Linked DNA regions of Homo sapiens: all the other regions are linked to region 3. A link is a loop called in an ENCODE intact Hi-C map of the cell type or tissue named here. Cell type or tissue: PC-3. All regions are shown on one strand.

Region 1 (8,000 bases), 240 kb after region 3:
TCCCTTGGGCCACTTTTATGTAGGTATTAATCCCATTCATGAGAGTGGAGCCCTCATGACCTATTCGTCTCCCCAAGGCCCATCTCCTAATACAATTGCATTGGGGATTAGGTTTCAACATATAAATTTTGGGGAAACACAAGCATTCAGTCAATGGCAACTGGGCTCCTGCTTCAGAGATCAGGCCTCTTCCTGAAGGCGATTATTTGGTTCTTTAGAACCTTTGGAACACTGGAGCACAGTCTTGTACAGTACCCAAGGTTTGACAATGAGTACATAAAAAAGGCATACATTTATGACACTTAAGTTTTTTACTAAGAACAAAGATAACTAAACCCTCTGATACTATACACTGGAACTCTTACTTGGAGTCTGGCAAAAATGGAGTTTTCAAAGCAAATAATCATATAACATCATTCCAACAACTTCTCTGATTTATATCTACAACATACATACACACATACATATATGTGTGTATATAACTATTATATATAATAAATAATAACTTTTGCATTAAGAACATGGACAATTCCCTATAAAATTTAGTTTAAAAAAGTAGGCTAAATTCTATCCACATGTATGCATGTATATTAACATATCCTGCACATATAAATTTCATATACATAATTTACTCTAGAAGGTTATAAAAATAATTATTGACAGGAAAAATAGGATATCTGTGACCATCAAAGGAAAACTCCTCAAGCGCTTGAAATAGGTTACTAAGCAGTAGAATAGATAGTATAGTTGATTTGTTACTTTTGACTATCGTCTTGACTATCTCATCTATGTGCTCAGTCTTAACATCTAGTTTTCCTAAGTTCTTATTGTCTTATTTTTAAAGAAATTAGTCACGTGTTCTTGGCTAGGTGGATATGAGAAGGAGAAGGGGGACTAATTTAAGAATTATCATTCATTGTGAATTATGATGTGCTAGGCATTGTGCAAAATACCCACCTGAATTTTCTTACTGAAGCCACAGAACACTTCCATCAGATGTTCCAATTACCTTTCTTTTACAGAAGAGGAAATAGAAACTTTACAGCGATTAAATAATTTGCCCAAGATTACATACTGTGAGAGAACTGTGATTTGAACTCAGAGCATCTGACTTTGCCATGGGTGTGTGGGTATATAGAAGCTTGTTAAACATTGGCAGGAGAGAAATTTTTTATAAGTTCATATTACATATAAAGAGAGTTAGGACCAGGTACCTGTCAAAACAAATCAGTTTTATGTGAAAATACTTTATAAAGAAGTTTTTTATTTAATATCATAAAATAATCAGCAGTGACAAAAATGTGAAATCAAATATTGAAAGACATCATCAATTTAAAATAATTTAATTTAGAATTTGTAGCTAATTATATTTAGCCTAGATAAATTTGACCTGTGCACATTTTTAAGAAAGGAGCATTGTGTGTAAAATAACCGTAGGTGATATCTTTAAAACTTGAAGAAGAATCTCTCCTGTGTGTTGTGACATTACTCCTTATTTACTATCATATGGTACTGCTAAATCCAAACAAATTTTGATACATTTATACCTGACCTCCTTATAGAAATATATAATAACCAGTTCAAATGATGTTGAGATTTTAAAGTAATGAAATGTAATTCATTAAAAATATTTAATAGTAGATATTCCCTAATATTAAGTAATATTTCCATCCAGTAATTCCAGATTAAGGAGGATTTATTATATCTATTTCAATCAGTGCCTATAATTTTTACTACTTTTGAAGAAATACTGGCATTAGTTAAGATGTTTCAATCGTAGGGTAAAATAAATGTTTATTTTCCTTTTACTATCATTCATTTTTATTAGCAGAAAATAATGTTACAGTATTTCTTTATTTTCAGTTTTATATTCAAATTGGTTGAAGGTCCAAGCACCTGAGCTACCTAGTATTCGTAAACTCAATATTATACATAAGTTTCTAAATTTGGAACATATTGTTCTCCTACCATCTAGGGGATTCTGTTTTATAGATAAGTAATAACTTGCTTGAACAAAATTACTAATGCCATTTCCAATGATGTTCTTGTTATGTTATAACCCTGACACCAAAAGCAATAGTTAGGGCTAAAGCACAGCATAGGTGCTTGTTCTCAGCCTGATCAAACAAGCTTAATTATGACCTCCAGATAAAGGTACTGCCATTAATCCATTGAATTATCACAGATAAGGCTGAGTCTTCCTTACTGTCTGATGATAAATCACAGCTAACAACAGCAAAGAAGTTAGAGCTCACATAGCTAATCCTTCGGAGATTTTGAATGGGCTGGTTCTCCTACTGTTTTGCATCTATTTATATTGCACTCAGAACCCCCAAATGGCCTCTGCTTATCTCCAGCTTTAGATAATTTATGCTTTTTGGTGTGTCACCTCACCGCTGAAGCTGTTATCAGGAATGATGAGGTTTAGGAAATCGGATCCACTGAAATGCTAATCCTCCTGCCAATTACTACACAAAAACAAGTTTTCTTCACTGATTTGCTTTTGTTTATTTGATACTGCAAATGTGGATTTTATGATTACAGTTTAGGACAATTGTTTAGCTCCAAAACAAAATAAGCATTTAATTTGACTAGCTTTCTCTTTTCACAAGAGTGGTTGGGCAATTTACACTGATTCAAATGGCCAGATGGTTTCCTCTCTGTTTGTCACTGACTAAATAGATGTGTAAATATTTTTATTTTCATAGAGGGCTGGTCTTGAGAAGAGAATTTGTTGAAGTCCCCCTCAGTGGTGGGCTCCTGCTCCAAGATGCACTCATCCTAATTTAGATTCTTTGATATAAAGTATCTTCTATGTGAAGCTTTCACATGGAAATATGATGCCTGTCTTGGAAAGTCATTAAGATAATTTTTTTCATCCCTTATTGCTGTCCAAGTTTTATGAAATCTTATCTCTGAGAATTTTATGAGGTTATTTGACTAGTAGTTAAATGTATTACTTTCCGGTGATATCAAACATTCCTAAATGAGTAACTATCAAGCCCATAAAATTCTCATGTGCTTATTAGCATAGTATAATGAAAATTTGAAATGCAAGGTTGGACTGTACTTTTAAACAGGCAAATTAAAGTCATACCTAGCTGTGTTTTCCAATTTATTTTTTCTCAATAAGATCTCTACGTTTCCAAGGCTTGGAAAGGATGAGGTCACCCAATTGTCGTGATTGATCACCAATTATTCAAGTCTTCTTGTGTTGACTATTGATGCCAGTTATTGAGATAGTAATCTTCAAAGTGATAAAGGAAGTTACAAAATTAATTCAACCTTGAGATTCCATTACACTTAGTGTCACCTAATAGAACATTTGATATTTTTAATCCTAGTTAAAGGCTTTCTCCCTAAGCAGATGCTGATGGCAGAAATGATGGAAAAGAAAAATATCTAACATTATAACTTCTGCAATTCTTTTTTTTCTTGGTATATTTCAGTGTAAAGCATTTATGTAGGTGGCTTCCCAGATGGCTCCTTGATTCTTCTATAGAAATGTAAGATAGGTATCTGTATTTTAACTTGCAAATGAAATGCTCATAAGACTTCTTCCGACATACATGAAAGCTTCTTCTCTTCAAAGACTAGTTTCTGTATTTTAAACATGTATTTAGAAAACCTTCTTAACTTTTTCTTCTAAGGCAACATAATTAAAAATACATATTGATTACTAGATACAAGCCGTTCCAAGAGCTACTTAAAACTGAATTTTAGGTGAGATTTAATATATTAGCAGATATTGTGAAGGTAAATATTAAATCACTGACCACCTGATATACCTCATTGTTTGTTTTATATTTATCAGTAGGCACATTCCTTTTGAAAGAGCAAGTCTGCTTTTATTTTTTATTTTGTTTTATTTTTATTATTTTCTTTAACAGCATGTTTTGAATATCCATTTCAAATTTCTCAGGTGCTAATAGACTCCCACTATGAAATTTTACCTGGTTTTACTGTTTCCAGGCATAAGGTAATATGACTCATTACTCAATGTAAATACACAGAAATAATTAAGCAGAGTTCTCAGATTTTTTGCTTCTCTATACCTGGAATGAAACTTTCAAAGAGAGGGAAGGGCAAAAGCACTCATCACTTTATGGCACAAGTAATTGTGGTGTCAACAGAAAGTCAGTATTTGACTTTAGAATGGGAGAAAATTTTTGCAATCTACTCATCTGACAAAGGGCTAATATCCAGTATCTACAATAAACTCAAACAAATTTACAAGAAAAAAACAAACAACCCATCAAAAAGTGGGCAAAGGATATGAACAGACACTTCTTAAAAGAAGACATTTATGCAGCCAAAAGACACATGAAAAAATGCTCATCATCACTGGCCATCAGAGAAATGCAAATCAAAACCACAATGAGATACCATCTCACACCACTTAGAATGGTGATCATTAAAAAGTCAGGAAACAACAGGTGCTGGAGAGGATGTGGAGAAATAGGAACACTTTTACACTGTTGGTGGGACTGTAAACTAGTTCAACCATTGTGGAAGTCAGTGTGGCGATTCCTCAGGGATCTAGAACTAGAAATACCATTTGACCCAGCCATCCCATTACTAGGTATATACCCAAAGGATTATAAATCATGCTGCTATAAAGACACATGCACATGTATGTTTATTGTGGCACTATTCACACTAGCAAAGACTTGGAACCAACCCAAATGTCCAACAACGATAGACTGGATTAAGAAAATGTGGCACATATGCACCATGGAATACTATGCAGCCATAAAAAATGATGAGTTCATGTCCTTTTTAGGGACATGGATGAAGCTGGAAACCATCATTCTGAGCAAACTATCGCAAGGATAAAAAACCAAACACCGCATGTTCTCACTCATGGGTGGGAACTGAACAATGAGAACACATGGACACAGGAAGGGGAACATCACACACAGGGGCCTGTTGTGGGGTGGGGGGAGTGGGGAGGGAGAGCATTAGGAGATACACCTCATGTTAAATGATGAGTTAATGGGTGCAGCACACCAACATGGCACATGTATACATATATAACTAACCTGTATGTTGTGTACATGTACCCTAAAACTTAAAGTATAATAAAAAAAAGAAATAAAAATATCTGCCACTTTATTTGGCTTTGATATGCAAGTGTTTGAAATTAACTGACATTAAGGCATTAAGGAGTGTATGCATATGTATATTCATCTCCATTCAATTATTCTCTAACATTGAAAACACTTTTAGTAATTTTATGTACCACAGCTCTTAACCAACTGCTCTATGCCAGAGTCCTAGTGGATATCATTCCCTTCATTCAGCATAAAACCAAAACAAAACACAAACAAAATGTGAAATAAACAAATGAAAACAGAATAATCTGCCTTCTTGCTGATAATGATGATTATTTTTTATAAGAATGGGAAACAAACAGAATAAAATAAATTAAGCTTAAAGGAGTTACACAATCCCAAGTTGTGCAATTTGGGAGGTTATCCTTAGTTTTTTATTTGTTTGTAAAAGATTGCTTTCTTGTACTACCTTTGCTCTCAATCACCATCTTCTCTCTCTTCATCTTTTATCTAAAGCTGTTTTATTTTCCCCTCTCTGATACCTTTTCCTCTGCCCTTCTATTTCCCAGAGATGTGGCTTTTCAAACTGCCTTGCTTCGTTAACATTTCACATATGGACCTCATGGTACAGATGCCTCAAAATGCTTTTGCTATGAAACTTGTTCTTTATGCAATAGTAAAGCCTTAAGTATATGAAGTAAAACGTGATCTGAATATGAGAAAAGTTAAGCATTTAAGGTTTTAAAATTATTTTTCTGGAAGGATGTGCTACCGTTATTATCCAACCTAGCAAAATTACTAAGCTATTCTTAGACAAATTTCTGTCAGCTGAAAGAGAAGGAGAAAGGGAGGAAGAGAAGAAGCGAAGAGGAAAAGAAAAGAGAAGCTGGTCTGTAAAGGAAAAGCATGGAATTTGAATATTCTATTTCACATGACCTAGATGAATAAGTCAGACAGTTATTTACCATTAAATAATACACAAAACTACCTAGATTGAAATTTTTCTCTACCTCAAGTTTGGATCCCTTAGGATCAATGAAAAGATTATTGAAAGCTCTTTATTGATCTCTCACATTTCTTAATTCTCAACACATTTACTGTTTGAACTACATAATTGAGGATTGGCTATATATTATTTTAACTATCACTCTTTAATTGTTTCATATATGTGAATTTTTTCTTCCCAAATAGATTCTGATTTCCTACAGCATGGGAATGCATCTTATTTTTTAAATATATTCGTTGCACTTAGAATAGTTGTGGGTCCATAGTCCTAGGCTATCAATGTATATTTGGGGATTTATTAAGATAGAGAGATCATAGGTGAAGATCAGGGTACAGCTGCTCAAAAGTGGTGTGCACAAGACACTCTGAGAGGTTGTGCTCAAGAATGATGTGTGTTTGTAAGAGGAATCTGACAGAGACAGCAATAAAAAGCATAAAATTTTATTTCTTTGATAGGCCAAGTGAGTCCATAGCCAGGCAGTTTGACAAGTCACTGTTGAACTGTTTAGTGTACATAACTCTTTGGGTCATCTGCACAATTTAAAGCAACTACCACAGGCACTAGAGATAATATTAGAGAATTTGGATTGGATACTTACTTAGTATTTCTTCATAGATACTTTTGGCAGTTTAAGATAGTGTTGTCTATGTTATGCAGAAACTATGTAACTATTTGGGTAGAGACCTTTAAAAGTATATTTAGACAGAGAAATGGGGACAGAACTTTTGACATTAGCCACAGAAAATGAGGATTTTTGTCATAAGTGTTTGCACCCAGTTCTTAGATTTGCAATAATTATAAAGTCAAACAAAGCCAAATGACTGCATGTTGTGATTTGAGTTAAACAAATAACTCAGGAAAGCATGGAAATCACCAGATATCTGTGTAAACTTGTGGTTTGTTTCCTGGTTTATGCATGTGTACTCATGTGAGGTGCTGACCCTGTTTTATAAAAGGCTGCTGGGAAAAAATAAAATTGGCTTTGGGTATTTTATTAGATTTTTTCAGAGGAAAAAAGTCCAAACCTCTTATAAATATTGCTGGTCTCTCTAAATCTGTGAAAAATATTAGAATAATCTAGAGCAAAATTGAAAGCCTTTGTGTGTGTGTGTGTGTGTGCACGTGTGTGTGTGTGTGTGTGTTTTGTCCTATTTTTTAATAGGGAAATCACAAAGGCAAAGACATTTCTTTGTATCTTACATTAATGTTTGGTGTGGAGACAGGGCTGTTTCTCTGGAGATTCTATTTCTCTTTCCCAATCTCTCTCACATTTATGTTCAGGAGATTCCAAGTTAAAGAGCAACCTTGAGTAAAGGAAAGGACCAAAAGAAGATACCAAAACTCAAGACACAACCTGGGAGAAATGGAGACAAAAAGACGCAGCTACTTTGATCGAAGGTTGTAGCTGAAAGGGACTTTAGATATCTGATACCCTCATTCTACAATGAAAGAAAGGGAGGCCCAGAACCTTTAAGTAAGTTAAACATACTCACACAAGTGGCCAATATAGAATTGGATCTCCTTTTCCTAGTTACTACTTCTAAGTCTTTTCCTCTAAATCAAAATGTCTTTCTTGTAAGTGATGTGCAAGGGAGAAGAGAAGTCACACAGTTTAAAACATCTTCTAGGCTTTTAAACTGCTCACACACACCTGAGCTTTGCCTATTCTTGTCTCTACTTAAGGCAAATCCCCAGCCCAATGTTCAAGTCCTATAATTCACTATAACTTAAAGTTGAACCACAGGCTACACAGCTAAATATGAAATATTGGTAACTGATTGAGTGACTACAGATTGGCTGGGAAAGTGAAACTAACTCCTATTTACCTCTAATGAAATAAGAAACAGACTGTTGCGTGTTGTGTAAATCGCTCTGTAGTGGGCCCTGTGTTGTTGATGATTTGTAAGCAGGTATTTAGACCTGTTTTTGAGGGAGCCCAG
Region 2 (8,000 bases), 150 kb after region 3:
TCTGCGAAAGCTAAAAACACCATAAATGTTTTAACTAAATTATTTCGCCCTAAATATATATAACAAAGGCATGTGTTTCACATTTTCATTTTATATTACCTTAGAAGTGATTTAACTTTATAATATTCCACAAAGTACAATGTAGCCTCTATAAAAACAATGGAGCAAATTGAATTAAATTGAAACAGTTGGCTGTCAAATTGTCTGGTTGCAATCACAATTAAATATTTCCTCTAAATATTGTTTCTAGGATCAAAGGGAACGGACCTACTCAACAGTAAAAACCAAGTCTACTTCAGCCTCCATTAATAATCTGAAACCAGGAACAGTGTATGTTTTCCAGATTCGGGCTTTTACTGCTGCTGGTTATGGAAATTACAGTCCCAGACTTGATGTTGCTACACTAGAGGAAGCTACAGGTAAAATGTTTGAAGGTAATTATGCCTTTGGTTTGGATTCCTACTCTCAATAACTCTAGCATATATTAATATTTTTTTCAATATTGAGGTGATCATTTGCACCATCATAATTTTTACATTTACAAATAAATATATATGTACATATAAATGTACTTTGTAAAAGTTCATAATAATTTAACATTTGCTGTTTTGTTTAGCAATTTTAGAACCTTGTGATTTAAATTAGTTTCTTTAACGCATACAAGATTTATTTTTTGAAAAAGGTGAAATTAGAAACAGAAGCAGGACTGATTCAATTTGTGTATTGACACAAGATGTGTTTGTCGACCTCGAAACAATCTTATTCTAAGTGTGTCCATCAAAGCAGCTACTTCACAGAAACCCACAAATGAAGCCAGAATGTGTAGTGAGGTGGACAAGAGAAAGATGGTATCTAAGAACCTGTATTAATTTAAGTGAATTGCCCTTTAGCAATGATTTCAAAAATTAGAGTTCAGGAAGGTCTTAGAACTTGTTTTTATTTTTGTTTTTGACATTTTTCATTTTTGTTATGGAATATTTCATGCATACTAAGGAATCTATTTAAAGTAGATATGAAATATAAGGGAGATAATTAAATGAATATCCCTATGACCACTCATCTTAAAAATAGAATATAACCAGTATCTTTGAAGCCCCTTTATCATTTTATGTTTTACAATGCAACAAGATTATAGTAAAAATGCATGTGTATATATAGTGTATAAGAAGTAAGCAGATATATCTTGGGATGGATGTCCCCATTTGCTGTCAGAGTCCAAGTTCAGAACACCCTGAATACCACTGCTGTTGCTCCTCCACAGAGCTGATGTCTCAGTACATGTTTCTATATTTTGGAGTTTTGATTCCTCCTGATGTTACTGCTCAGGCACATGGTTTACCCAGGTGTTATCTCTTCTCCTTGCCAATCCAGCCTTCCTCCAAAATTCTAATCAAAATTAAGTTGGAAAATATTATATGACTTTTCTCAATTAAAAATATTTAAACAAATTAAATTAATATTTTGATTAAAGAATTATTTTGGCTTTAAAGGAAGAATTGTATAGATCTTCAAAAGGTGGAGTAAATTGATAAATATCCTTTGCATTAACTAATGTTTGTAAAGTTTGCTAGCAGTATTATTCTTCCACATATTTTGTTACATTTTAAAATAAATCTGTAACTCTTATAGCCACAAATAATAAAAACGTATGCTGAAATCATTTTGACATATAAATCATTCACATAGAGTTGTAAACATAAAGGCATCAGTTTAAAAATTTACTACATAATTTGATGTGGTAAACTTAATACCATTATTCATGATTATTCTTTTTAAATAGATTATATAAGATCAAGAATCAGCATATCAAAGTTTAGTGTCCCCCAAAACATTAAAGCATTTTAAGTTAAGATTTCAACATTTAAACATTTGAGTGGTTAGTGTTAAAATGTGCTCTAGTAATTTTCAACTCAGATCTATATCATAATATCACCCTGTAAATTCAGATATAATAAGATACTTCAAATTATGTTTTTCATCTTTTAATAAATAGTTTAAACTTAAAATGTCAGTTATCTCACATTTACCCAACCATTCCTTATTATTTAAAAACACTTTTAGATTTCAAAAGTTTCAAGATGAATTTATGCCTTTTCCTGACTTTGTAAATTGAGAATATTAAACCAAACTATCATTTAATGTGTGCTGAGATTCATAGATATCATTTTTATTATTTAAAAAAGAAGTAACCAAGACTCAGAGATTAAAGTAGTGGAACCTGAAAGATCACATGAAATGTATGTTAAGAATGGATTTTTGCATTAGAATTTAGTGATTTTTACTATCAATATATTCTCTCCTACTGGAATGTCAAGTTGATGAAAGAAGAATCCATATGTCTTTTTCTTACTGTTGTCTTGCCAGTGCCTACTATGGTTTCAGGCACAGAAGGCACTCAGTAAACTAGCAATAAATGAATACTTCACACTGATCAACATAGAGTGAATTATTAATATCAATCAGTATCAGTAGAGAGCTGCCTGGTTTCAAATCTCTCTGCTCTGCCATGTCCGGTTATAGGAGTTTGGATGAGCTGGGTCTCTGTACCCTAATTTCTAGTATAGTAGTACTCAATTCACAAAACATTCTGAGGTTTAAGTTAAATATACAAAATGTCAAGGAGAGCCCCTATCATGGAAAGTCTTAAGTGTCAGCTGTTATTAAACACAGCCTTTCTCAAAATTTTCCATCCCAGGAGCCCTTTTACTATTAAAAAATGTTGGGGATATCAAAAAATGTTTTATATTGGTTATATCAATTAATATTCACCAAATTAGAAATTAAAATGGAAACTTTAAAAACACAAGAACACACAAACATTTTATTAGCCATCAGAGTCATAGTATTATCATGTCATATACCTTCTGAAAATCTTAACTGCATTCATAAGCAAGTGAGAGTAAAAAAGTCAAATAACATCTTCATATTATATGAAAATGACTTTGAACTTGCAGACTCTATGAAAAGTTCTTGAGGACTCTCAGAGTTTTCCAGACTACTCTTTGTGAACCAGTGAGTCAGCATAAGGTACTATGCTAAGAATTAAGGAGGCACAGAAACACACAGTTCATGATCTTTATTAAAAGTTCAGTGAAAGACAGGGACAGGTACACAGATTCTGGCCACACAATTAAGCAGTGGTGGAATGCATGGTCCAGTGATATCACCATGTCAGGGAGCAGTGACTTGCTGTGCCAGAAAGCAGGTCAGAAGGTAAGATGCAGCCTAAAAGAAGTCACTTGAGCACTGTTTGTAAAGAGAAATTTGACAGTCTCTTCCATTGCACATACATCCTAAAATCCCCTTCTGTGCAGTATCCTATCTACTGTTTCGAGTTTTTAAACCATGACATTCTGTTTATAGCCTTAGCAAATTACTTTTAATATGTATTGCCCTGAAATAGATGAAAATATTAACCATAATGTCAACTATGGAAAGATTAAAGTACGACCCTGACAATATACAAAAATGTATAAATAAATATGCACAAATTCTGATTCATCATTCACCTGAGTTCATTTTTCTCATTAGAGTTCTCTTTCTGAAGCTAAGGGAAAAACTGAGCCTAAGACAAGCAGAGAATTAGGCCCATGGGACACATCGGTTGAATGGAAAGAATTTCATAACATATGTACATAATTTTTTCTTCCTCATGACTGGAACTACTCCATTCTTTTTCTTTCTTAAAATGTACATTAAAAAACAGACTAAAAACAAAAAATAAGCAAATTTTTAAAAGACTTGAAGTCATCTTTTCTCTGTTGTGTGATAATAGGCTGTAATTCAGAAATTAGTATTTGAAAGTTGTTTTCTTCTTCTGTTTTTTTAACCTTTTTAAGTTCCCTCAGGGAGCAATTCAGCAGGTGATAAATTAGAGAATGTGTATAATCTTCTTTGTTCAGAAAGTATCTATTAGACCAGAGCGATTTTTCCTGTTTTTCAACACAGGAGCTATCTCTTGTTAGCATAGGTATACAAAATTAAGAGATAAGTTGTCAAAAGGAGACAGACAAACTAGAGAAAGGCCAATCTGAAAAAAACTTTATACTTCCTATTGTGGCAAGATATGTTTTGCCTTCATATGAATTACTTCTCTAGAGATCTAGTCCCTTGCCATCAACAAGAAGGAATGGTATTTCCCATCCTGCCTTAAATTAAAGATTGCAGCTCTTGATTGTTTCAGAGATAGCAAATTATATTAGTTTGACATTATGTATTTTATGATATTTGCAACTGGATCATTTATTGGAATATTCATTTTCATTGTTTCATATGTCCTTGATGATTTTATAAAGTCTGTATTGCTACTGAAAATATGAAACTCTGGGAAAATATGACAATTGTGAATCATCATATAAATAAAACTTCACTAGTTTGGAAAAATGGAAGTGATAAGTGCAAAAATTCTATATCAGAAGGTGTTTTAAAAGACATGCAAACATGTACTTCTTCCCAAAGAGACTGTCAGAAAAGTTCAGCCAGGTTTGCCTTAATGAGCATAGAAGAATTATTTAGTATTGTATAGGAAGGGTTTGCAGTTAGGTAATGATAGTGTTTTTTAAAGCACTTGCAGAAAGTTTGCTTTTTCTAAAATAGGCTAGCTACTTTGTAATCTTAAAATATGAAATGTGTTTACTCATACTTCATGAAAATTAACACAGACAATGTGGCTCATCTTTTTCCTGAATTATAGTGGACTATAAATTTATGATGTTTATGATTACATGATGCTTTCCATTTTAATTGATGATATGAGAGATAAAGCATTTAATGTGTGTTAAGGTACTTCAAAAATACATGAGGTATGTATTTTGGTTCTGATTTCACATACCAAAAAACAAGACACAAAGGGATCAAAATCAAATGCCTTGCTGAGGAACAATAGGGATTTAATAGCACATGCAGATCAGATGTGTCTATCTCTTGATTTATAACTAAGCTTTCAACAACTAAGCAGGAATATAATCATTCAATAAGGCATTTATACGTTCTTTTGTAGCTGATAAATGGAAAATATGTGAAAGTATTGTCCTTACAAGTTCTTTAAAAGGCAGAAATAAACATTTATTTAAATTTACTTTGTTACAATATAATGCAGTTATTTAAAATTATAAAGAATTAAATAGAAAAGATAACTCTAATTTTATTTAACCTTTCAAGTTCTTGCATGGTGTCAAGTATTTCTGAGCCTATTTCCTCTGTTTACAGCTACAGCTGTCTCCAGTGAACAGAATCCTGTTATTATCATTGCTGTGGTTGCTGTAGCTGGGACCATCATTTTGGTGTTCATGGTCTTTGGCTTCATCATTGGGAGAAGGTAGAACACAAAGTTGTTCTAATCTCTAACATAAAATGTATTGTTTTTTAAGAATTATGTCAGCCTATTACTTAGTGTAATAAAATTTTAAATAGTAAATGCAAACATTCTTTGATATAAAACATTAAAGGTCAATAATGTGTCATTCCTTCAAGATCAAAATGGAATATGAGTTTGATCACTGCCTTTCATTTAAAGAGAATGAGTATTGCAGTTTTTATTGGGTGAATATTTTTGCTTATTTTCAGAGTTAAGTTTTCATAATAAATATAGAATATACCTGGGGAAATGTTTACTCTTTTAGCTATTAAATGTTTGTGGACACCATTTAAAAAGTTTTTCTTTTCCAGAAAGAAATATAAGTAAACATTCACCTGTGACTATTTGTGACTCATGAATATTTTTGTAAATTGAACCTTGTGGATTCAAATCATACTGAATTTTGTGTATTCAATCTAAATGTATTTTTTAAAATGTTCCTTTTACATTTTCTCACACAAAAAGTTTGTTTTCTTTGCAATTTTAATCGTGAATCGCTATATTATTACTAAATGGATTCATAACTATGAACAGTAAATTTAACTCTAGTAAGTTGTTGAGTAACTAAGGTACATTGTACTGAATATTAAATATATAAAGTAAAATGACTGAGATTGTCACAAATTTGCTTTCTTCAAGGCACTGTGGTTATAGCAAAGCTGACCAAGAAGGCGATGAAGAGCTTTACTTTCATTGTAAGTGTTTGGCTTTTCTTTATTATGATGTACCCCTATTAACAGAAAAATCTGGTTATTAGCATTGGCATTAACAAAGTCCTCATGCATCATGCTTGAAATTATACCATGAGCTCAAAATGTTGCTTTAAAGCATTTGAATCAGATGTTTAGAATTAAAATCATGTGATGTGAATTTGAAAAAATAAAATATGTTCAGAAATGTCATATAATTGCAGGATATTCAGCTGCTTTTACATCACAATGTTTCATTTTGCAAACTTTGCCCAAGTGTTTCTTACCATCCTAATAATAATACATTAAAGGTTGCATGTGCCCCTTCTCTAGCTAAGGAATGTCATGTCAGGTTACAAAGATAGGCCCTTTTTTAATCCAATGAGTGATGCTACCACAAAAGGCTAAATTAAGGAGCCTCTTTCTCTTCAGCTACTATAAATTACCTATCATTGATAGATATTTCATAGGACATAAATAGTATAATAATAAGATTCATACTTCTGATGTTTTCCTATGGATTTGAGTTAGCTTATTCTTAAAAGTTCATTTTAGAAATCATATTTAGAAGAAAGCTTAGGGACCCAAATAAAATAGATGCCTATCTGCATTAATCTTATTCTTGTTGCAATGAAACAAGATGGCATGTGAAAATGAGAGCACTGAGAGTAACTGTTATTACTTTATGTAGGCAAAATCAAAACCTAACAACCAAATTACTTCAGTTATGATAGTTGATGATGTTCTTACCTTTACCTATTTTCCCCATTTTTAATCCTTAAGAATATTAAAAACCAATTTTATTATTATTTTGTAGTACCCATAATCTTTGGCAAATGTTCTCATGTGTAGATAAATTTCCCATGACATAAGATGTAAGAATTGTATCTTTTGTTGTGTTATTTATTAGATTCTTATGTCAATATCTGTGAAGATACTGTCCTATACCCATCCTAAAGTCATAAGAATATCAAAGCCTCCATCAAGAATTTCTAATACATTTTAGATTTTCTTTGTGATACTTTTTTTTTAATAAAAAAGCTCAAATGACAATGTGTGGTTTAAATACACAAATTGTAAATGCTCTTATCATTCCTAAATTTTCTCAATGTGTTTGTATTTTTGAACCAACAGTTACCTTTAGTTTTCAAAACAGAAGTGCTTTTATGTAACACAAATACAAATTGAATAAGAAATTCTCTTGAATCTCAACCTCTGATGATAAGAAGGGCATGTGGGGTAGTACAATTTACTACAAATTGAAGTTAAATGTATGCCCGGAAGTGGCTTTATTATAAAGTTTAATATTCAAGGCCTCTTACTTTCACAGGCCTTTTTTAGGCCCTGGGAGTGCTGTAGCAAATTTATGTATATAATCATGTATTCTTTCCCCTAAAAAAAGTATCCCAAACTGTATATGGGGTAAGCCTCAAAAAACTTAATATACCCCTGAATATGACTGAATATGTGTGTTTCTATACCCCACTTGGGATTATTTGATATGCCCCCAATGTCAGAACTTCCTTTTGCTAATCTGGCATTAATTTTCCTGCGACAAGCCTCAGTGAAGAGAGAACCATAGGTAGTTTATAGCTAGAGGAAATAGAGAAAAAAGTGGAGGTTACCTTTTTTTGTTTCTATTTAATAACATGTGAGAATATTTTTAACACTTCCCCAGACAGGAAGGAGCAGATCAAAACTTGAATGCCTAAATTTTATTTCTAGTGTAGAATGTATATAGAAGAGTAATATAAGACTGTAGTTCCTGAAATCCCTGGTCCTGCCCATATGTGAACAATTTAATGGCACAATTATTTAATATTACCATAATCAGTATGTCACTTTTCTTTTATTTATTGAGCATATTTGAAATATCCCCCAGTGATCACATACACCAGTTTATTTACTTTTAACTTGCAGGTTAATGCAGAAGGTCAGTTGAAACATGGCTTATC
Region 3 (8,000 bases):
ACACATACAATTTCACAACTAACTCATCTTTACCTTGTACAGGGTGGACTTGATTGTCCAGGACACCCAGAGGTCCTGTTGCCCCCTGGTGGTCGCTGAATTATCACAGATCTTGATACCTAAAAATCCTCTGGGTGAAGAGCTTAAAAATTACAACATGAGAAACCATGGAAGCATGTAGAAGTAATTTGAATAATTTAAGCCAGTTCATCCTATCAATCCTGGTGATTTATGGCAAAATGAACTGGAAGTAATGGAAGAAAAGAGCCTCCCCATGCAAAATCAAGTTTGAAAAAAAAAAAATCCACTAAGAGCACCGAACATGTGCTACTTGATTTCAGGTATAAAGTGCTACATTTTCCTAGCTACATTTTGTTATTTTAATATTACTTAAAAAAAGAGTAATTTGACTGAACACTTTTTAATATTTTAGGTGATTAGAAAATTTCAGTGGTACCTCAGCAATAATATTCAAGTGGACTCATAATTTAGATATAAATTATATTTTTATTTGTTAAACTGTCTGAAATTAACTTGGAAATTGTACTTAAAGAATTATAATTGTAATCTTCTGAACTTTATTTATCTGACTTCACAAAAGTGTGTGAAATTTTACAAAGGCACAAAATAAATTCTTGACTTATGGTTTGATTTCTGACCTCTGACTTCCTATACTTTCAGCTAAATCTGAGCTTAGAAAAATTCATGAATTAATATGTTTTTAATGAGTTTAGGTTATGCACATTTTTTACATTAGACTGCAAATAAATATTTTATATACACTACATAAATCATGTTAATGTAAATATGTAAATGATTTTCCTACACAGTGGAAAGATTGTTTATATTTTGACTGAAATCACAGAATCCAATTTTCTGTAATATCTGTTAACTAAGACATAATGCTTCTTTTCTGCTTATAATCAATTTCTTCTGCACAGTACCTTTTCTAATTCAGTTTAAATTACCCTTTTTCTGTGATGAACTTGCATTTTCACATTTGCCAGCTGTGAATGCATTTTGATGATAAGTACAAAAGTAGTGGGTTCAGAAACAGCCCTTTGATTTCATTGTTGTTAACTATTTAGTTTGACAGTCTTGGATTTGTAACATACTGAAATCTCCAATTGTCCCTTTGCCCTCGAATGGCCTGAATACTAGACACACACAGTATAACCTTTTCTTTCATTTGAAAATTCATAGAACTTATTCCCTGAAGTCATTATAATTTACTCCTATTTCTCTCTTAAAATCAGAGAATATTTCCCAGAGTTAAACAGTGAGGTAAATATTAGTATTGTAACAAGTTAAAACAAAATAGCAGGTGTACCCTCATTTAGAATGTGTCTTGAATTTGGACATTTCCCTACATGTACAGTCATGTGATTATTGGTAATTATACAAATAAATAATACAAAATGCATTAAAATTGGGTATATCTCCTTAGTATCTGAAGAGAGGCGTTTTTCATCTTTCCACTATACATTTATTATAGATGTTGCAACAGAGGGGATATAAAATTGAAATATTAAGGTCTTAGTCTCTGTTTCCATTTACTTAAAATTCACTAAATATATGTGGACGACGCTATCAACTTAGTTGTACAATGAATGCATAAAAATGTAAAACTAGTTTTCAGAATTATTGCTTTGGCGCACAGGTGTTGGTCTCATACACTATTTGGTATTGCTCAGGAAGACAAGTTCCTTTTGAATTCACTTTATATACAAACACATCGCATTATTAAAAATAATTGATTAGAAATAATATGCTTAAATCATAAAATGAAGCTAAAATAAATTGTAATGGTGTGAGGAAGTTCACCATTATGTTATTTTAAAATGAGAAAGTTTTGTATACTGATAATTTTTATGTCAGTGGCTTCATGTACAAATAGGTCTATATGCTTTATCATTAGTCAAATACAGTCGAGTGTAAATTTATATATTAATCATATACTGTATGCTGAACACTGTCTTCTTGACTGTCATTTATTTTTATTTAAATGCTCCGAATTCTTTGTCAATATATCTAGATACTACAAAAGAAAGAAGAGAAGTTTGAAAAACCTAAAAATCAGTATCACTGTGCAGCTATGCAGGGAGAACTGTCAGCAGCCTGGCACATGTGCATTTAATGTGAAGCTTCTTGTCTCTAAAAATAAGAGTAAAGTTACACATGCCCCTGTGTCTGACAGAGAGAAGGGACACAAAAAGAGGACTCACTATACCACCTACACTCATCAGAGGAGTGAAGGATGTTACTTCTTTGGTTTCCTGGTTTTAATGGAAAAGTATTTGTATTCACATCATTGAGTATTAGTCATTCAATAGATGAAAGGAATATTTTAAACTTTAAAGGCCACCTTGGTGTCATTTTAAGAAGTGGGGATGAGACCCTGGGGAAAGTGTTGAAATCCTGGAGAATTCGTTTTAACTATTAGAAGTGGTTTAATATTTGTAAGTTTGTAGTTCTGTGAGTTCTAAAGACTAAGTGCAGGGATTTATGTTTTTAACTCTTATGTTTTAGTTTACAAGTTTCATCCTTAAATCATCTATTTGTGTAAATAAAGCTTCATCTCCTCTATAACAAGTGTGTTCTCCCCATATTTTTTTTTGTCTCTTTCTAAGGTTAATCTATTACGCATTTACATTTTCTATGCATCCTTTAAGGGACACTGAAGATGCTTTTTGATACACTTTCTAAAATATTAAATAGGCATAATGGCTAGGAATATGTAACATTGAAGAAATGTTTCAGAAACTACAGAATCAAAGAGGTTTAAAGAATAAATTTCATATCTCTCTTCCATGTTATTTTATTAGGCAAATAAAAACTACAGGAGACAATTTAACATAAAATACAAATAAATATCTGGGGGTTGTCATCTTAGAGAACTCCCTACTATAAAAAGCAGAAACAACTCAATTTACTTTATATTTCCAGATAGAAAGGTTGGAAAAAGTTTGGAGCCTTATGTGAGATCAAACTTTGGATCTATCGGAAATAAAAGGAAATCATAAATGACTGAGAAATATTTTTAAAGGAAGAAATTATAGGACAAAAAAAGAAATTCATCTTAAACATGTGATCAAGTTACTCTGTGTGACCTTTGAAATTGAAGATTTGGCAATTAAAATTTTAAAGTTCTTCCTCTTATTACCTACCTCTTGAATACAAAGTGTCCGAAACTGCCTAATGGAAAACAGATTTCTCTACGCAGCCTTCCTTGCCGTTCGGGTTGAATGAATTCAACTGGAGATATTGGTTATGACTTTTTTTATTCTTAGTTTCTCTTTGAAAGATAAGCATTGAATAATTCCTGAAAATGGTAAATACTTGCGAAGAGAAAGGTCTTGCTTTATGAATTTAATACGTAGTGGCATTCTTTAAAATTCAGTGTAATTTATGCAGCGAAATGGAAAACTATCAAAGTGGAGGCAATCCAAGGAAAACCTTAGAAAATGATAAACGCGTAAAAAAACGATACGCAACCATCAGAAGGTTCTCTCCTAATGTCTCACTTCGCTCAACAAACTATGGTGAAAAGACAGGGCGGAGGAGAAGGGGCGCTTAAAACAAAAGACTTCCTTTCCCACTCCCTTTTCCTCTGTTTCTTTTGCCAGAGCTTGTTGCAAACTCTTGGAAACATTGTTTAAACATAATACACTTGGTTACTTTATTCTTTCAGGGATTGTGGTGGGTGGTACCTAAAACTGACGGCTCTTGGAGTAACAGAAAAAGAGAAGTAGAAACTTTTCAAAAAGGCAAAAAACAAAGTTACCCAGCCCGCGGAGGTTCTAACAACAAAAAAGTAAAACACACTTTACTTAAAGGCACAGCTCATTTCACTGTCCGGGCTCCGTGCTTGGTAGCTGAGAGAAGGCTTGCTTCGCCTCTGGTTTCTAAAAGATCGCGCGGAGTACAGCTATAGAAAAGAGTGTAAGTTGGGAGCGTTATTCTCGGATTTATTCTGCTACGCGAAAGCTGCGGTTGCTAAAAGCAGAGCGTCCAAAGCAGCACACACCTCGGCTACCATCCTCGTTCTCCTCTGAACATCCAGCGCGAGCTCAGAACCTGGAGGGAATCCTGGACCAGCAACCTGACTCCGCTCGGCACCGATTGGCTCCTGCCTCGGACCCCGCCCCCGTGGCCGGGGCGGCCATTTCGCCGGGACCCGCCCCTTGGCCCTGGGAATCGCCTCCTGGCAGGCCGGCTGTGCCTGCCACTCAGCCCGAGTGGCGGAGGCTCTCAGCTCGGAGCCCCGCCCCCTCCCCCCCTAATTGATATTATTGGAGTGTGGAGCAAGCGGCCGGTCTGCAGTCGGAGACTTGCAGGCAGCAAACACGGTGCGAGCGAACAGGAGTGGGGGGGAAATTAAAAAAAGCTAAACGTGGAGCAGCCGATCGGGGACCGAGAAGGGGAATCGATGCAAGGAGCACAATAAAACAAAAGCTACTTCGGAACAAACAGCATTTAAAAATCCACGACTCAAGATAACTGAAACCTAAAATAAAACCTGCTCATGCACCATGGTTTTTCAAACTCGGTACCCTTCATGGATTATTTTATGCTACATCTGGCTGCTCCGCTTTGCACACACAGGGGAGGCGCAGGCTGCGAAGGAAGGTAAGGTGATGGGAAAGCAAAGTTTGTTCTGACTTATTTATTTAGATGTCTACCTGCACAAGCCAGCTCGTCCGCGGCGCTGCCGGCCGCGCCTCCGGCGCCGGGCGACCCTCCCCCGCCGGCTCCCCGCCCCCTCACCGCTGAGGCCGCTCCTGGCGGACCAGCGAGCGCGAACCAGGGCTGTTCCGAGCCGCCTACAGCCCTGTGCCCGGAGCCGTCCATCCGACGGGTGCGGGATTTCTGGCGCGGGCAGTCTGGAGGGCGTGAGCAGCAACGGGGGTGGGGTGGGGTTGGAGGAACTGCCGGCGAGCTTATTTCTTAGTACCTCAGGCGGGTCACATCTCTCTCTAGCTCGGTCTTCCTTGTCTCCTTATTCGCCTTCTGTGGGAGCTGCGGCCAGAGTTGGGTTGGAGACTGGGAAATGCAGCCCCTACCGTCTCCGCCAGCCCGCCGGCGAGTGGCGGGAGCCCGGAGCCTTCCCAGAGGGACCGAGACTTCGATGAGCTCGGAAAGCTCGGGTTACTAATGAAGTGCTCACTGCGTCGGAGGCGGCGGCGCGGTCCTGCGGTTGGCGCTCGGCCGCCAGCACGGAACAATAACGCCGCGGAGGTGAAGCGCGGCGTGCGGCGCGCGACCCGAGGGCCGGGGATGTCTCCATTCAGCGCGCGCTGCGCGTCGGGCCCAGCGGTCATGGGGGCAGCGGCAGCCCAGCGGGCTTGGTCGGGCCGTGGAGGCAGGGGGCGGGCTGGAGCTGTGCAATTTGTAAGGATGCCGCCTGGGCGACTCAAAGTCCCCAATTATTTGCCCCATAGTGCAGCAATTGAGGAATCCGAGTGCCCAATCCTTGCCAAAGACCTGAACCCTGAGGGTTGGTTCTGGTAGGAGAAGGCAGGTTTTATTTGGCAAGCTGTTACAGATACGCCTGTATATGGTTATGTTTTCCTTCTTTGAACCTTTGACAGAAGGTAAAATACCTTTCGGTGCCTGTAGTTGGAGCTGGGGAAAAATAAACCCTGTCAATGGAAGTCTCTTGCTTTTGAGCAGTGTCACAATCCCATCCCCAACCCCCCTCATCCCGTCGCCCCCCTGGTCTTTCAGGCTGTGTATCTAAGTTTCATTTTTCGATCTGTTAAAAGCAGAAGAGAAATAATTACTTATTCCTGATGTGTAGAGGGAGAGGAATCTGTTATGAAATTTAGGTCATGGTGGTTATCGGGCGGGGTGTTGAGGGGACTTACATATAGGTCCTTGATTCATCTATTTCTGAAAACTTAGTGCACCTTTTCTTTATTCTCATCGTGCACTCCTCTTAGTTCGCTCAAGCCCCCCTCAAACCCGGCGCCAAATTCTAGTCCTTCTTTCAGCCTGACCTTCTGACCCCACTTTCCACATCTGCAACCTGTATAGATGCTGAACCCATTCAGAGAACCCCGTGCCTCCAAGCTGGCGGTTACGCGTTTGCAGAAGGACGGACATCTGCTAGAAACGCACGCTCATCCCCTCCAAAACCACATTTCTACTCCCCTGACGTTAGCGATCAGAAACCTTCAGCCCTGGCATACTGTGATTCCTCTGGAATAGCGGACCAGAGGAAAAGTTTGCACCGCCGCGGCGAAACCCCGCGCGCGAACACACGCAGACTCGGGCTGGAGTTTGGGCTATAAATAACTGCATCACTAGGGGGAGAGGTTCCTGCAGCCAGAATGTCTAGTTCTCTTTGCTCTTCTGGGTGCAAGCTACGTGAAGAGGATTCTGATTCTAAGAGCCTGAATTCTTTAGATGCAGAAGTGTGATGTATAAAAGGCGCGGGGGTGATGGGAGGGAGGGTGGTGATCTGTGGCTGGCGGGCGGCGAGTGCGCCCGGCTTCTAGGCGGCGACGCCTCTAGGGCGCAGCGGCGACCAAGAGCTGGCGTTCTAGGAGTTCACAAGCCCCGAGGCGGCCCGCAGTACCCAAGGGCTAGCGCTGGGAACCGCTTGAAGCAGGTGCCGGGCCTCCTGGGGCATTTGGGGGTGGCTAGAGGAAGATAAGAAACCCCCTTCCCTCACTTTCCTTGTGCACGTTCTCTCGGGTTGGTCAGTTATCATCGCTACAGGGAGCGCGTGTCAGAGTCTGACGCTTGAAGGCAAAGTGCAGCTGCTTACTTTTTCTCTCCGTAAATGCCGCCGCCGCCGCCGCCTCTTCCTCAGAGGAGATGCTTCCCGAAAGCCACTCTCCTCTTCCCGAAAGCCACTCTCCTCTTCCCGACTCCTTCTCGAGCGAGGGCGCCACCGGCTCCCTGGAGTGCCCAGGTCTGGCAGAGGCGTAATGGATGCTTGGCGCGGCTGGCGCGCCCGTCTGGCAGCCCCCGCCCCGCCCCTCCGACGGCCCCGCCCCAGCCCCGGGACGCCAGCCTTTGCCCGCGCGGTCGTTGCCTGGGTCTGTCAGGGCGCGCCCCCAGTCTAGCCCCTCTCCCATCACCTGTTGGCCCACAGGACTCCGGGGCGCGGAGCCCTGGAGTCCTAGGCCTGGCCCCCAGCGTCCGGGTGAGCCGAGGGACTGCGCCTCCGCGGGCGCAAAGGGAGGTCGGCACTCTGCTCCGAGCGGGAAGGGATACGCGCTCTTTTGAGGGTTTAACCAGAGAGCGGACCGAGCAGAAGAGAGACGCACGGATCACTTGAGAGCGGCTTCCGATTAAACGTTCTCGGGCCGGGTTCTGTTTTGTTTTAATTTGTTAGTTTGTTTCTCTCTTAACTTGGCCATCACTGCTGTCTGCTTAGGTCCCTTGCTTCCACCCCCAGGCTGAGCTGAGGGGTAGCAGAATGGCAATAAACAGTAATCTCGCAATGTTTATTTCACTCTCAGAAATGACCCAAGAAGGTCACCTGCATTTAAAATCCTGTTGTCTATATTCAGCACACAAGAAAAATAAAATAAAAATTAAGAAAGCATCTCAAAAAGAGTAGAGTACCTGACCACCCACCTTGTTTCCCTGTGCTTCATGTCTGTTGTTGAGGATAAAAATAAACTTTAAAAATTACTTTTTATATAAATTCGCTAGTCCAACGATTTATCGATGTTACAAGTTGAAATTCAAATTGGCATTTTGAAAGTGTTGTGGGTGTGTTTCTCATTTGAAAGGGAGTCAAATGTTTCTGATCAAGTTTTTTTTTTTCCTGTCAGTCTCCCTGAGAGTCTTAAGTGTAAAACACTAAACAAAGAAACAACAACAACAACAAAACAAAAATCCTGGGTCTCTATATCTATTTTCATTTACAGTGAGTAACTTTGACTAGTGTGAAGGAATTAAACACATAATCAACTGTTCCTTTAAACAGATAATCAGTTGTTCCTTTGTTTTCTTATCATAACACATTTTTGTCTTTCAAATAC

Evidence for each region. A loop is a pair of places that touch in the nucleus more often than their neighbours do. Peaks named below come from ENCODE experiments on the same cell type or tissue, not always from the same donor. Only the 100,000 strongest peaks of a DNase experiment are listed, where the experiment ranks them.
Region 1: a loop joins it to region 3, with 8 times the contacts of the local background. A loop is called at or near these places in 2 of 110 quality-filtered maps.
Region 2: a loop joins it to region 3, with 6 times the contacts of the local background. A loop is called at or near these places in 3 of 110 quality-filtered maps.

What each region holds. Positions count from the first base shown.
Region 1 is chr6:93,178,116-93,186,115 of GRCh38, reverse strand. No RefSeq gene overlaps it. Among named protein-coding and RNA genes, the nearest start is that of EPHA7, 240 kb to the left of the region's middle. In PC-3, no CTCF peak of the experiment used is centred here; no DNase peak of the experiment used is centred here; H3K27ac peaks cover 1,002 bases.
Region 2 is chr6:93,261,911-93,269,910 of GRCh38, reverse strand. It overlaps EPHA7 (EPH receptor A7), which reads left to right. Exons shown (of 17, transcript NM_004440.4): 7 at 251-434; 8 at 5,209-5,317; 9 at 5,996-6,051. Among named protein-coding and RNA genes, the nearest start is that of EPHA7, 150 kb to the left of the region's middle. In PC-3, no CTCF peak of the experiment used is centred here; no DNase peak of the experiment used is centred here; H3K27ac peaks cover 1,094 bases.
Region 3 is chr6:93,415,874-93,423,873 of GRCh38, reverse strand. EPHA7 (EPH receptor A7) reads left to right here and starts at 4,315. Exons shown (of 17, transcript NM_004440.4): 1 at 4,315-4,629. The coding sequence starts at 4,533. RefSeq lists a silencer at 4,068-4,267. In PC-3, a CTCF peak has its summit at 107 (motif pointing left); a DNase peak (open chromatin) is centred at 4,193; H3K4me3 peaks cover 4,954 bases; H3K27ac peaks cover 439 bases; H3K27me3 peaks cover 4,096 bases.